Linked DNA regions of Homo sapiens: regions 1 and 2 are each linked to region 3. Evidence: chromatin contacts called from ENCODE Hi-C or POLR2A ChIA-PET data. All regions are on one chromosome and are shown on one strand. The core of a region is the stretch at or near the end of the contact, and the rest is flanking DNA. Distances in the headings are between cores, read along the strand shown. Region 1 overlaps MIR3681HG (MIR3681 host gene). Region 2 overlaps MIR3681HG (MIR3681 host gene). Region 3 has its middle 200 kb from the start of MIR3125.

Region 1 (4,031 bases), core at 1,003-3,502, 900 kb before region 3:
CCAGCTACTTGGGAGGCTGAGGAAGGAGAATGGTGTGAACCTGGGAGGCGGAGCTTGCAGTGAGCCAAGCTCGTGCCACTGCACTCCAGCCTGGGTGACAGAGCGAGACTCCATCTCAAAAAAAAAAAAAAAAAAAAAAAAAAAGATCACTTGGGATTATTTGAGTGGTGGGATGATAAGCCAAAATTTTCCGGCTTTCTAGATCTCTGTATTAAAAACAAGTTATAGTTGTTTTTTTAAATTAACATTCTTAAAATACCTACCAGTTGTAGTTTACTAACTGCAGTCAAATTTCTAAAGCTTGTTAGGTGATGGGGCTGCTAGAAGCCATGTGCTTATGAGACAATGCATTCAATGTTGACATTCATCATCTGCTTCTTTTTAAATAATTTTGGTAAACTATTCCTAACATAAAATTTACAACTTAACCATTTTTAAGTGTGCCGCTCAGCGGCATTAGGTACATTTACATTGTTGTGCAACCATCATCATCCATCTCCACAAGTCTTTTCATCATCCCAGACTGATACCCTGTCCCCATTTAATAATAGTTCCTCATTCTTCACTCCGACTCCTGGCAACCACCATTCTGCTCTTCGTGTCTATGAATTTGGCGGCTCTAGGTACCTCACGTAAGTGCAATCATGCCATATTTGTCCTTCTGGGACTGGTTTACTCCACTTAAGATAATGTCCTCAAGGTTCATCTGTATTGTGGTGTGTCAGAATTTCTTTCCCTTTGGAGACTGAATAATATTCCACTGATGTATGTGGCACATTTTGTTTCTCTGTTGATCCACCGATGAACACTTGGGTTGCTTCCACCTGTTGGCTATCGTGAATAATTCCGCCGTGCATATGAATGCATAAGTGTCTGTGTGAGACCCTGCTTTCAGTTCTTTTGGAAATATGCCCAGAAGTGGAATTTCTGGATCATGTGGAAATTCTGTATTTAATCTTTTGAGGAACCGCCATACTGCTTTCCACAATGGCTGCACCGTTTAACTCTCCTACCAGCAATGCACAAGAGTCCCAGCTTCTCCACATCCTTGCCAATGGTTATTTTATGTATGTGTCTGTGTGTGTGTGTGCGTTTTCTGATAGTGACCATTCACATGAGTGCAAGGTGATATCTCATTGTGGTTTTTATTTGCATTTTTATCTGCTCATTCTTACAGCAAACATTCACTGCCAGCACACAGGTGCCAAGACCTGGGACACGCACTAGTGCCCAGAGGGGCCCTGCTGTCATCGCCCTCAGAGTGGGGTGGGGGTACTGATAACCAAATGCAAGCTGGCATTACCCCTCCTGGCAGGCAGTGAGGGGTAGCCTGCACGTGGCACTGTGGGGACCCTGGGGTGGTGTGATGCTGGCTTGCTTGGTCATCTCCAGGACTTCCTAGTAGGCTAGAGACAGTGAGTTCCAAACACTTAGGAAAAAATTATAGAATAACACTTAACAAAAAATTATAGAATAACACATAACAGTGAGAAATTTCTACTCGTTTACTTATTGTTCTCCCTGCAAGCTGGGAAAAGACAAGCATTCTTTGATTTTGCTGTTAGAACGTGGGGTTCCTTGGAACAAGTTCCAAGCACCACAGGCTTAAATGAAACATGTATTTCCACAGAGATGAAAGAAAAGGGAGGGTAAGATATCTCCTATGCAATTGCTTTGTATGCAGCCCAGGCTGTGAGGAGGAACAGTTTAGGCAACAGCAACACCACCCCCTGGCATTTGCAGAGGGCATTTAACTCTTCAAAGCACTGCCTCATAACCAAAGGAGGTGGCGTCCATGCGGAGAAAAGGTTATCACTTTTTTTTTTCTTGGCCTATAATTACTCATGTGCTTCATGCACCTGGTGGAAATTATATTTAACAGTACATGCAAATGCTTATTTCCTGAATGAATTTACATTTTCTTAGCTACTTTCTACTGTTCCCTTAATGTGGGCTTTATTAACCAGTTTTTATGCATTTTTGTTGATGTTAGCTTCTTGGCTAGTAACATTCTCATTTGGAGCTATCTTGGAGGTAGGACATAAAATGTATATGTGTTTATAAGTATAACATTCTTGAAAAATCAGTTATTAAAAAACAAAACAAAAAAGATTTTATAGCCAGAGTAGTGGAAGTCTAAGCTTCCACTACTTTCTTTTTAATGTCATTGGTTGATAGGTATTATACAAGTAATTGCTACCTTTAAAAAATTGATGAGGTTTAGTGTTTACTCCTGCTGAGTGAATTTTTTTCAGGATACCAAGCATTCTTTCTGTACTCTGAGTCATAGGTCAAAAAGTGGCTCTTAGATTCATGTATTTACTCTTTCTGAAAGCTTCTGCCTCCATTGTGGCATTGTAAAAGTGTCCTGGCTTTTTTAGGGGGAAAGGGAATGGGTGTGATGCTTTCTTTCTGGAAGCTTCTGCCTCCATTGTGGCATTGTAAAAGTGTCCTCGTTTTTTTAGGGGGAAAGGGAATGGGGTGTGATGCCTTATAGGTGAAAAGATTTCTCTTATTCCGTCAAGACACAGGAGGTCTCAGAATGGTGCGAGTTTTGGCAGCCTGACTGGTTTCTTCAGGCCATGGGAGGAAGATAGAGCAGCAATGTTCAGGGACCTGATGTGCTCAGAGAGGCTCCCAGAGCACTGCGTCCACTGCAGGATCTTTTTGGTTTTTGATTCATTCAAGAAATATGAATTTATTATCTCTATTACGGGTTGACTTCTGTCCCAACAAAAGTATGCTGGAGTCCTAGCCCCAGGTGCCTGTGAATGTGACCTGATTTAGAAATTGGGTCTTTGCAAGTATAATGAAATTAAGATGATGTCATATGAAATCAGGATGAGCCCTAATTCCATATGACCGCTGCCCCTCTAAGAAGAAGAGGAAAGACATAAACCCAGACTCAGAGAGGACATCACGTGAAGATGGAGGGAGAGGTGGGAGTGACGTGTCCATGAGCTAAGGAGCATCAGGGACTTGTGGTAAATCCCCAGAAGCCAGGAGAGAGGCAGGACGTGGATTCTCCCTCAAAGCCCGCAGTAGTAACCAAGCCTAAGACACCTGGGTTTTAGGCTTCTAACTTCCAGGACTGAGAGAGAATAAATGTCTGCTGTGTATTGCCATCAGGTCTATGGTGATTTGCTATGGTAGCCCCAGGAAACTCAGACAATGTCCAATATCCCAGATGCCACTTGGCACTGAGAAGCGTTAGGTAAAGGGGACAGTGTCTTTGCCCTGAAGAGGTAACACCAATGGAGGAACACACCCATGGAATGGGGGCAGTGGGTCCCATGTGGAGGATGGTAGGCTTTGGAGTCAGACCGAAGCAACTTCCAGTTGGGAGCTGATTTTCTTAAACTTTTTGGAGTTTGGGGTTTTTCCTTTTTACAGTGCAGGGCACCAGTGTCCTTCTCATGGGATTCCTGGTGGAAGGGTGAACACAGGTGTGGAGCTGAATGAGTTTGACCAGGGCCCAGCCTGCCGAAGGCCCCCAGCTAACACTTGCTATGGAAGGCCTGGACACACCGTCCTCACTCAGGTCATCCATTTAGAGTCAGTCTCTGCTCTTTCAAATTCACTTTGGTAGTTTTTGTCCTTGCATGGTGTTTATTTAAGGAACCATTCGGTTGGTTGAAACCTCACAGCATTTAGGTTTTGGCTCAATGCATTGGAACAATCTAGAAGGTATTTATAGCTAAAAACGTTTGTGCACCCCAAACCACATTATTTTACATCTCCTAACACTTGAACGAGCTCTGGTTTGGTTTGGATCTTTAAACCTTCTTGTGGTGTGGAGGAGAGTGAATTTTCCAACATCCCTCTCTCATCTCTGTAAATATCTTGGTCCCACCCCATCCAGTCGTCCCAAGCTGCGGTCTTCATCAGGTGACGCACAGGCAGCCCGATTATAATAACGTGGGCAGATGCTGTGTGAGGAGCCTTGATGGCCATTATTGGCAGATATTGGGCAAGACACTTTAATAGCTCACAACCTGCCTTTGTCTGGACTCACTTCAAGTCCTTTAACA
Region 2 (4,023 bases), core at 525-3,024, 880 kb before region 3:
GTGAGGGCTCAGCGAGGACTCAGTGGCAGCTGCATTGTTGCTTGGTTTCCCCCTCTTCCCAGACCTGCTTCTTCATTTCCTTTGAGGTGTACCTTCAAGAAGCATTGCTCTGTAGTGTGACTCTCTGCCTCAAAGTCTGATTCCAGGGATCTTGATCTGGGACAGATGGTTGTTAGCATGTTACTTGGCACCAGCAGGTACTCAAGGAATGTTAGTTTTCTTCTGTTATGGCCTTAACCTACTCTTAGAGACTGTATCAGGAAAGAATTTCTAATGGCTTTCACCTTTTTTTTTTTTTTTTTTTTGAGACAGAGTCTCGCTCTGTGGCCAGGCTGAGTGCAGTGGTGTGATCTCGGCTCACTGCAACCTCCGCCTCTCAGGCTCAAGTGATTCTTCTGCCTCAGACTCCCGAGTAGCTGGGACTACAGGCACACGCCACCACACCTGGCTAATTTTTGTATTTTTAGTAGAGATGGGGTTTCACCATGTTGACCAGGATGGTCTCGATCTCCTGACCTTGTGATCCACCTGCCTCAGCCTCCCAAAATGCTGGGATTACAGGCCTGAGAAACCGTGCCCGGCCAGCTTTCACCTTTTATTTGTAGTGTCTATTTGGTAGCAATGGTCCCTGTCATTCAGTTTCAAAGGGAGTTGACTTCCTAACTTAAATTCATCTTTTCCTGCTTGAAGTGAACCCTTATTTCTCCCATCCTGCACTCTCCTTTTTTACACCCATGCACACACACACACACACCTCTTACATCGACTACAGCAATCAACCAACAAACATCAACTGTAGAAGAAGAGTATAATTGTTTCAATTTGTGTTTCTGAATAAAGTGGTTTCTAGATAAAGTTTGCATTTGACATAAGATTGTCCTTAGAATTTTTTTCTCTCAAACTAATTTAGAGGAGTGGAAAGAGATGGGATGAGAGTTACACTTAAGTTGCAAATACCTTTTCTGTAGTGCTGGGACAAAAATAAATCCATGAAGTTCATGGGTTAATAAAACATCTTGGCAGGGCATGGAGGCTCACACCTATAATCCTAGTACTTTGGGAGGCTGAGGTGGGCGATCATGTGGAGTCAGGAGTTCGAGATCAGCCTGGCCAACATATAGTGAAACCCTGTCTCTATTAAAAAAATACAAAAATTAGCTGGGCGTGGTGACACATGCCTGTAGTCTCAGCTACTAGGGAGGCTGAGGCAGGAGAATTGCTTGAACCCAGGAGGTGGAAGTTGCAGTGACCCGAGATTGCACCACTGCACTGCAGCCTGGGTGACAGAGCAAGACTCTGCCTCTCAAAAAAAAAAAAAAAAATCTTGCAACTGATTTTAATTCACTCTTGATTCTAAATTTCATCTCTCCTTTTTTTTTTTCTGTCTGCTTACTCAAAGGGATGTTTTGCAAATTGTAGAACCTTCAGATTGACATCAGTAAACAAACAACAACAGTTTATGCTACTTTGATATTTCGAAATACAAATTAAATGCTCTGTTTATCTGTCAGCATTGAATCCAGTCATACTAATTATCCTCTGGGAATTCGATAGTTTTAAAACCCTTTTACCGTCAGAATCCAGAGATAAAGGTGGGGATAAAAGGAGAGAAGGCAACTTGCTTAGTATCTTTTGCTACCAAACACCTCCAGTGACAGCACCATTTACTCTTTACCTCAGCATTGACAGAGGCAGAGTTGGTCTCCTGGAAATGAATTTTGCTGCAGTTGCTGCTATTACTATTGTTACCGTGGGGTCGCTCCTGTTCCTGTAAATGCTGAAAGCTACTCTGGATTCGTAGCCCAAAGCGAACTTCCTTCTACACACACTCACTCTGGTTCCACCACAGCTGTGCTGGTGCAGATGTGAATCATCTTTGCAAACAAACTGAAGATTATTTCAAGAGTTAGTCTAATGAGTAGTGAATGTGGGCTGATTACTGTATTTGCAAAGAAACTTATTTTTTCCAACATCGTGCTAAAGAACAGACTGGTACTTCCCATAGGCTTATAAAAGTAAGTAATCAACGTGTTTGTGTAAATATTTAATGATGTCCACATTCACATTCATGAATCAATGGGCGATCATAATTGCTTTTGTGGGATGTGATAGACACAAACTTAAACAAGAACCCACCATATCTTAGCAAGCTTTCTTATGGAATGTAGAAAAAAATATGGTGATTAGAGAAACATTTCTACCATGTGAAAAAATCTTGCATAAATAATTTATACTTCGCTGGGCTTGGTGGCTCATGCCTGTAATCCCAGCACTTTGGGAGGCCAAGGTGGGCGGATCACTTGAGGTCAGGAGTTCAAGACCAGCCTGGCCAACATGGCAAAACCGCATCTCTACTAAAAATATCAAAATTAGCAGGGCATGGTGGTGTACACCTGTAACACTAGCACTAAGGAGGCTGAGGCAGGAGAATCACTTGAACTGGGAAGGTGGAGGTTGCAGTGAGCTGAGACTGCACCACTGCCCTCCAGCCTGGGCAACAGAGTGAGACTCTGTCTCAAAAAAGAATTTATATTTGGATACATTAAATTATATATTTATCTTTATTTGTAACATTTTCTTTGTGATTTAGTTTCATAAATCTAAGTTAGATCAACTTGACTTGCTGATTCTTCACCAGGTGCTGAATTTATTTGCTCACAACTTCACACTCATAGAACAGGCACTTCTTGATCCTTGGCTGTGTAATATGGTTCAAAGTTTAGAGTCACAGAGAGACCTGGCTTTGACTTCCAACAGTCCTGAGTTCAAATCAATTTCTCTGCTTGTTAGTTGTTTGACTTTGGACACATCAACTAAGTCTTTGTGCTTCACTTTCTTCACTTATAATATGGGGGTTATAGTCACCTAGCAGAGCTGCTGTGAGGATTAAATGATGCAGCAATTTCCGGTATATAGTAAGTTCTCAATAAGTGGTTGTTTCTTCCCGTTTCCTTTAGTGTACCTGGAAGCTTTTGTAATCCAGATGTGAAAGAGAACCATAACATTCCCTGAGAAACTTCTGGTTTATAGTAGTTTGGGAAAGCCAAACTTTATGTGAATAAGAGAGAGAGGAGGGGATACTGTGATATTTTTGGCCGGTGATTTCTAACATGTTGGCCAATTAATACTCCTTCAACCTGACATACTTTTTCTTGCCTTTAAATAGTCCATGTCCTACCACCTCCTCCACCAAGCTTTTCTTTTATGACTCAGACAGCCAACATTGCATAAAACTCATGCCCCTCCAAACTTCCATGCATCACTCTCCAAACATCACCATCTCCTATTACAGCTGTTTTCAGTCTTGGCTTATGGTCTTTACTGAAATTATGCTTCATGAGAACAGAGCTACTTCTGCTTCATCATTGCACCCAGAGGACCTGACGAGGGACCAAACATGGCAATTGTGTGGGGCAGAGGGAAGTGTGGGTTTGGAGTTAGAAGACTTGAGTTGTGATTCCAGTTTTATTGGTTGCTGTGTGATGTCAGGCAAGTCCTATACACTTTCTCAAACTATGTTTCTTCATCTATAAAATGGTTATAATAATCCTACTGGTTATAATTTTTTGTAAACTTCCTCAAATCCTATTCCAAAGGAGGTACAATAGAAATAAAATGAATGAAATGGTTCCTACTGTATCTTCATTATGACACTATTGGACACTATAGGAGATTATGGTTGTGGAAATATATTTGATAAGAAATGCAGTACACATGCTATTTAGGGTTATTAGGAACTCATTAAATATTTCCTGAATCAATGTGTAATGGAAATAAGATTTCTTTTACCTGCTGGGTGCGGTGGCTCACTCCTGTAATCCCAGCACTTTGGGAGGTCGAGGCAGGAGGATCACAAGGTCAAGAGGTCGAGACCATCCTGGCCAACATGGGGAAACCCTGTCTCTACTAAAAATACAAAAATTAGCTGGTTATGGTGGCATGTGCCTGTAATCTCAGCTACTTGGGAGGCTGAGGCAGGAGAATCACTTGAACCCAGAAGGTGGAGGTTGCAGTGAGCCGGGA
Region 3 (4,384 bases), core at 60-2,559:
AATCAGAATTTGACTCTGCATGTTCTTCCTTATGGCACCACCTCCTTATCCAAGCCCAAAATGTAGATTTAAGGCAGGGACAGGAAAGAGGGTGTGCATACAGAAGTGGCCCCAAATGAGGTCTCTTGGGTCTTTATTTAGGGCAAGCTCAGCAGAGATATTTTTTTCTCTGTACATCAGGAATTGTGTTTTTAAGGCATTAAACCACACAGTGAAAATAGGAGAGAGGTGAGCAAAGTCCTGGCAGGTTGCTCTCTGCCTTCAGTAATGCAGTTGTGTGTTTTCCCGGGAGCCCTAGAAGAGGGATGGGGAAGATGGTCCAGAATAGTCCTGAATTGTAGAGCTTTCCTATTTATACTGACATCTCGTGGTAGTGCTGTGTGACTGCAATCTGCATTGTCTTGGGAGCCAAGCATTCAACTTTACCAATATTCATTTTACTCATTCGTGAATTAATTGAACCAGAAGTTGTTACTAAGCACTTGGTATTTGCCAGGCACTGTGCTAGACACTAGAGAATACTATGACATGCTCACAGAAAGATCCTGGGAAAGACCAAATTGGAAACTCTTAAAGGAGCTCAATGCTTATCAAAGCGTTAAGAACAACAACTAGTGAATGTAGGTGGCAGAGTTGGCCAGGTACTTAGTAATGGTGGTACTATGTCCTCTGCATTTATCATCCCATTGAATCTTCATAATGATCCTCACTGGTGAGTATTCTCATTCAGATTTCAGATGGAAGGAAACTAAAACTATAAGAGGTTATTTAAAACACCCTAGTTTAAAAACCTCCTAAGCAGTGAAGTTAGGATTTGAACTCTGATTTTTGAGATCTCACAGCCAGAACTATACTTCTCTGTGAACAAACAGCAAGAAGAGATTAATTCCAATGGTCAAGTGTCATTTGAAAAGGGCTTAAGTTTATTTGCACGAGATTTAGCCCATGACAATCATGGGTATCAGACTTCCCAGATGTCTACTAGTTAAATGAAACTAGGTCTGTTCAATTTAATTTAATTTAGCAACCAAAACCCTACTGCTAACATCTTTGTGCATATGTTTCAGTTGGTCTTCTTCTATAAACTCGTAAATACATGAATATATAAACAAAAAAGGGAATCATACTGTATATGCTGTTTGTAACTTTCTTATTTTGTCTAATTTATTAGCTTCCTATTGCTAAACACCAACTTATCACAAATTTAGCTGAAAACAACTCCCATTTATCTCATAGTTCTGCAGGTCAGATTTCCAGGCAGGCTCGATTGGATTCTCTGCTTAGGATCTCACAAGGACAAAGTCAAGATAATGTGCCCAGCTGGGCTCTTATCTGGAGGCCCTGGGGAAGAATCTGCTTCCAAGCTCATTCTGGTCTTGGGCAGACTTGAGTTTTTTGTCACTGCAAAACTGAGGACCTTTTTTATTCTTGCTGGGTGCTGGCCACGGACCAATTTTGCTCCTAGAGGCTCCTCTCAGGTCCTTGACAATGACCCTCTATCTCAGCAATGGACAGCCGCCTCCAGGTCAAATCTCTCCCCACTTCTAATCTCTCGAAACTTCTCTTCTACTATTATCTGGGAAAATTCCTATTTTCAAAGGGCTCTTACCATTAGGTTAGGTCTACCAAGATGACCTCCCCTATCTTAAGATCAACTGATAAGTAACCATAATGACATCTGCAAAATCCCTTTTGCTGTGTAATGTAGTATATCCTGGGAATGCCACTGGGGCAAAAGTCAAGGGGCATTTTAGAATTCTGGCTACCACGTTTAACAAACATGTTTTCAAAATGTATTTATTGACAGCGTACTTTGTGCTTGAGTCTAGGCTCTAGAGCTATGATAGTGAACAGAATACATAAAAACTGCATTCATGTAGCTGACATCTAGTGTCCTGGAAGGAGATTTTCTATATTGAGGAATATGCCTATATAACTTTTCATTTTTATAGATATGTAATTCCACTGTATAAATATACCATAATTTAAATAAGTACTTCCAGCTATTGAATAATTTAGATTCTTTTCAATTTTTGCATTTGTAAACAACATGGCAATAGAATTCTTTTGCACTATTTGCAGATAGATGCCTGGAAATGGAATTTATGGGTCAAAGTGTATTATTTTGACACATGATATTAAACTGTTTCCTGGAAAGTCTTGACAATCCAGCATTCCTGCCACCATTTTTTTTTGTCTTTGCAAATATTTTCAGTGAGATTGAATTTTTTACCTCTATATTATGTACATATATAAGTATATAGTATATTTATAATCCTTTTTATGCCTTTCCTAGTCACATTTTTTGATGATTTTTTTTCACTAGGATTTGTTTTACTTTTTTGTATCATTTTACTACAGTTATTTAAAGTATTAACTTTGCTGTTACGTATTACTACAGATTTTATGCCAGTTCATTGTCTTTCAATTACATTTATGGCATCTTTTGATATAACATTTTTGTAATCCAATTTATTCATATTTTCTTTTAATAGTTGGTAAATAACTGGATTCATAGTTGGTAAAGCTTTTTCATTCCTTTATATAAGAATGCAGATGTATATTTATATACACATGTATATTTTAAAATTTTATTTTAGTATAGGAATATTTAACTTGGTAATAAATTAGGGACTACACATTATTTTTCAGAAGTGTAACCAGATGTTCTGACATTACTTCATGAATAAACCAAACGTCTCAACATGCCCTCAATGTTTATAAATACTTTTTTCTCTTTCTTAACTTTCTATATATTTTCACTGCTTGGGTTCCCTTGCATGATCCCACAGGAGTTTTATTGTTACAACTTTAGGATGTTTTAATATGATAATCCCAGTCTTTTTTCATTACTCTTCTTAAAAATATCCTGGTCAATCTCACACTTTATCCTTCCAAATATGCCATAAAAATAATTTTAATTCAAATCCAGACTTGTTAGTGTTCAATCTGAACATGAGAACAATATGGAAAGGCAATATCAGCTTTGGAAGCCTATGAATTAACTTCATATGTCCCTAAGTCCTTCTCCTAGCCCGTCCATGCTCCAGTTCATGATTACCTGAGAGTCTCTGTGATACCTCACTCTCTCCTTTGCTTCCTAATCGACCTACTCCAATCACTCACCTACACAAGCTTAATGACACCCACCGTTCTTAAATATGTCAATTGTCTTCTTCCAGACCACTACTGGCTTACTCCTGAGTGTCATCTTCTTTTTGTGTCATCTGTTTAGTGACCTGCATATCAGCTTGCTGGCTTCAGGCATGTCCAAGTCATTCTCCACAGGCACGGTCACAATGGCTGTCTAAAGGCTCACTGGTCATGCCTCTGCCATGCATTTGACCTCTTTCCAACTGTCCTTATCACTGATGACAGGAAGTAGAAGCTCTTTAATCTAAACACTCTTCACATTTTGGTCCTTACCTATCTTTCCAAATTCACGTCCCTTCAGACTCTGTTTTACAGTTTAATTCCATCTGCCTATACCTCTGTTCCCATACAGGCTATTTCGCAACTCACCTTCACATATTTCTAGATGGTTTCCCTTCACTGATACATTCTTCCTCATTGCTCTGGTTTCCCCTGCTCAGGCGCTAACACCTGCATCTCCTTAAAGACTGCTGACTTTGTCTCCTTTGAGAAGTATTCTGTGATATTCTCCAGTTCCTCATGTCCAGCCCCAATTTCCCAAACTTATGATGAGCAAGTTAATGATTTTTCTCTGTATTCTTACATTGGGATCACCACAGCTCCATAGAATTCATGATTTCTTATTTAGGTGCTTGTTTTTGATAAAGACAACTTACATGACATCTCAAGTTATATCTCCGTGATGTAGAAGTTTATAGCTCCTATCAGTTATGGAAGAACCTAATAAACCTATTTATACATTTTACTAGTACAATCTACTCTTTAACTCTTTACCAGCAATTTAAGTTTCTGTAACACTCCCACCAAAATTTGTCATCTTTATCCACCCTTTCCTCCAGTCTGACCTCTTCTAATTTTTCACCCTCTCTTGTGATCATGACCCTTGAAAACAATTTGATCTCCGCTTTAGAGGATAAATGATCCTTTGTTTTAGAATATTTGTCTTATTGTTTAAGCAGGGATAACATGGATTTTGTAAAGCCTTCCTCTCTTATTGCTAATTTTAGAATCTCAAAACTAAAAGGAGCAGGGAGTTTTATTTTTCCAGGCTAGAGAATGTCTTTGTTACCAAGTTCACATGTATTAATACCTCCTGAAATCCAGTGACTGCAGTTCCTGGGAGACAAGAAGGAACTTTCATTGAAAATGCTCTGCCTGGCTCTGTAGAACTCTCTGAAATGAGCTTCACTTGTTATCCAGGCCACACTAGGTTGCTATGGAAACCAACATG

Evidence for each region. A loop is a pair of places that touch in the nucleus more often than their neighbours do. ChIA-PET counts read pairs that join two places held with the same protein, here RNA polymerase II (POLR2A). Pooled maps may share reads with other maps.
Region 1: a pooled map shows a loop between it and region 3 (6-fold over the local background). The contact joins two enhancer-like sites. A Hi-C loop is called at or near these places in 1 of 37 single-sample maps with no recorded cell type and 3 of 50 pooled maps. POLR2A ChIA-PET finds 5 or more read pairs at or near these places in 1 of 52 experiments (B cell).
Region 2: a loop to region 3 is called in a map of PC-3, with 5 times the contacts of the local background. The contact joins two enhancer-like sites. A Hi-C loop is called at or near these places in 1 of 168 maps with a recorded cell type or tissue (PC-3), 1 of 37 single-sample maps with no recorded cell type and 3 of 50 pooled maps. POLR2A ChIA-PET finds 5 or more read pairs at or near these places in 1 of 52 experiments (B cell).

Annotation. Positions count from the first base shown.
Region 1 is chr2:12,030,844-12,034,874 of GRCh38, forward strand. All of the region lies in intron 2 of MIR3681HG (MIR3681 host gene), which reads left to right. Among named protein-coding and RNA genes, the nearest start is that of MIR3681HG, 26 kb to the left of the region's middle. RefSeq lists an enhancer at 3,772-3,821. Within about 2 kb of position 2,253, at least 4 of the 41 ENCODE cell types and tissues checked have a DNase peak (open chromatin) inside an H3K27ac peak, as active enhancers do.
Region 2 is chr2:12,048,762-12,052,784 of GRCh38, forward strand. All of the region lies in intron 2 of MIR3681HG (MIR3681 host gene), which reads left to right. Among named protein-coding and RNA genes, the nearest start is that of MIR3681HG, 44 kb to the left of the region's middle. Within about 2 kb of position 1,775, at least 2 of the 41 ENCODE cell types and tissues checked have a DNase peak (open chromatin) inside an H3K27ac peak, as active enhancers do.
Region 3 is chr2:12,931,047-12,935,430 of GRCh38, forward strand. No RefSeq gene overlaps it. Among named protein-coding and RNA genes, the nearest start is that of MIR3125, 200 kb to the left of the region's middle. Within about 2 kb of position 1,310, at least 2 of the 41 ENCODE cell types and tissues checked have a DNase peak (open chromatin) inside an H3K27ac peak, as active enhancers do.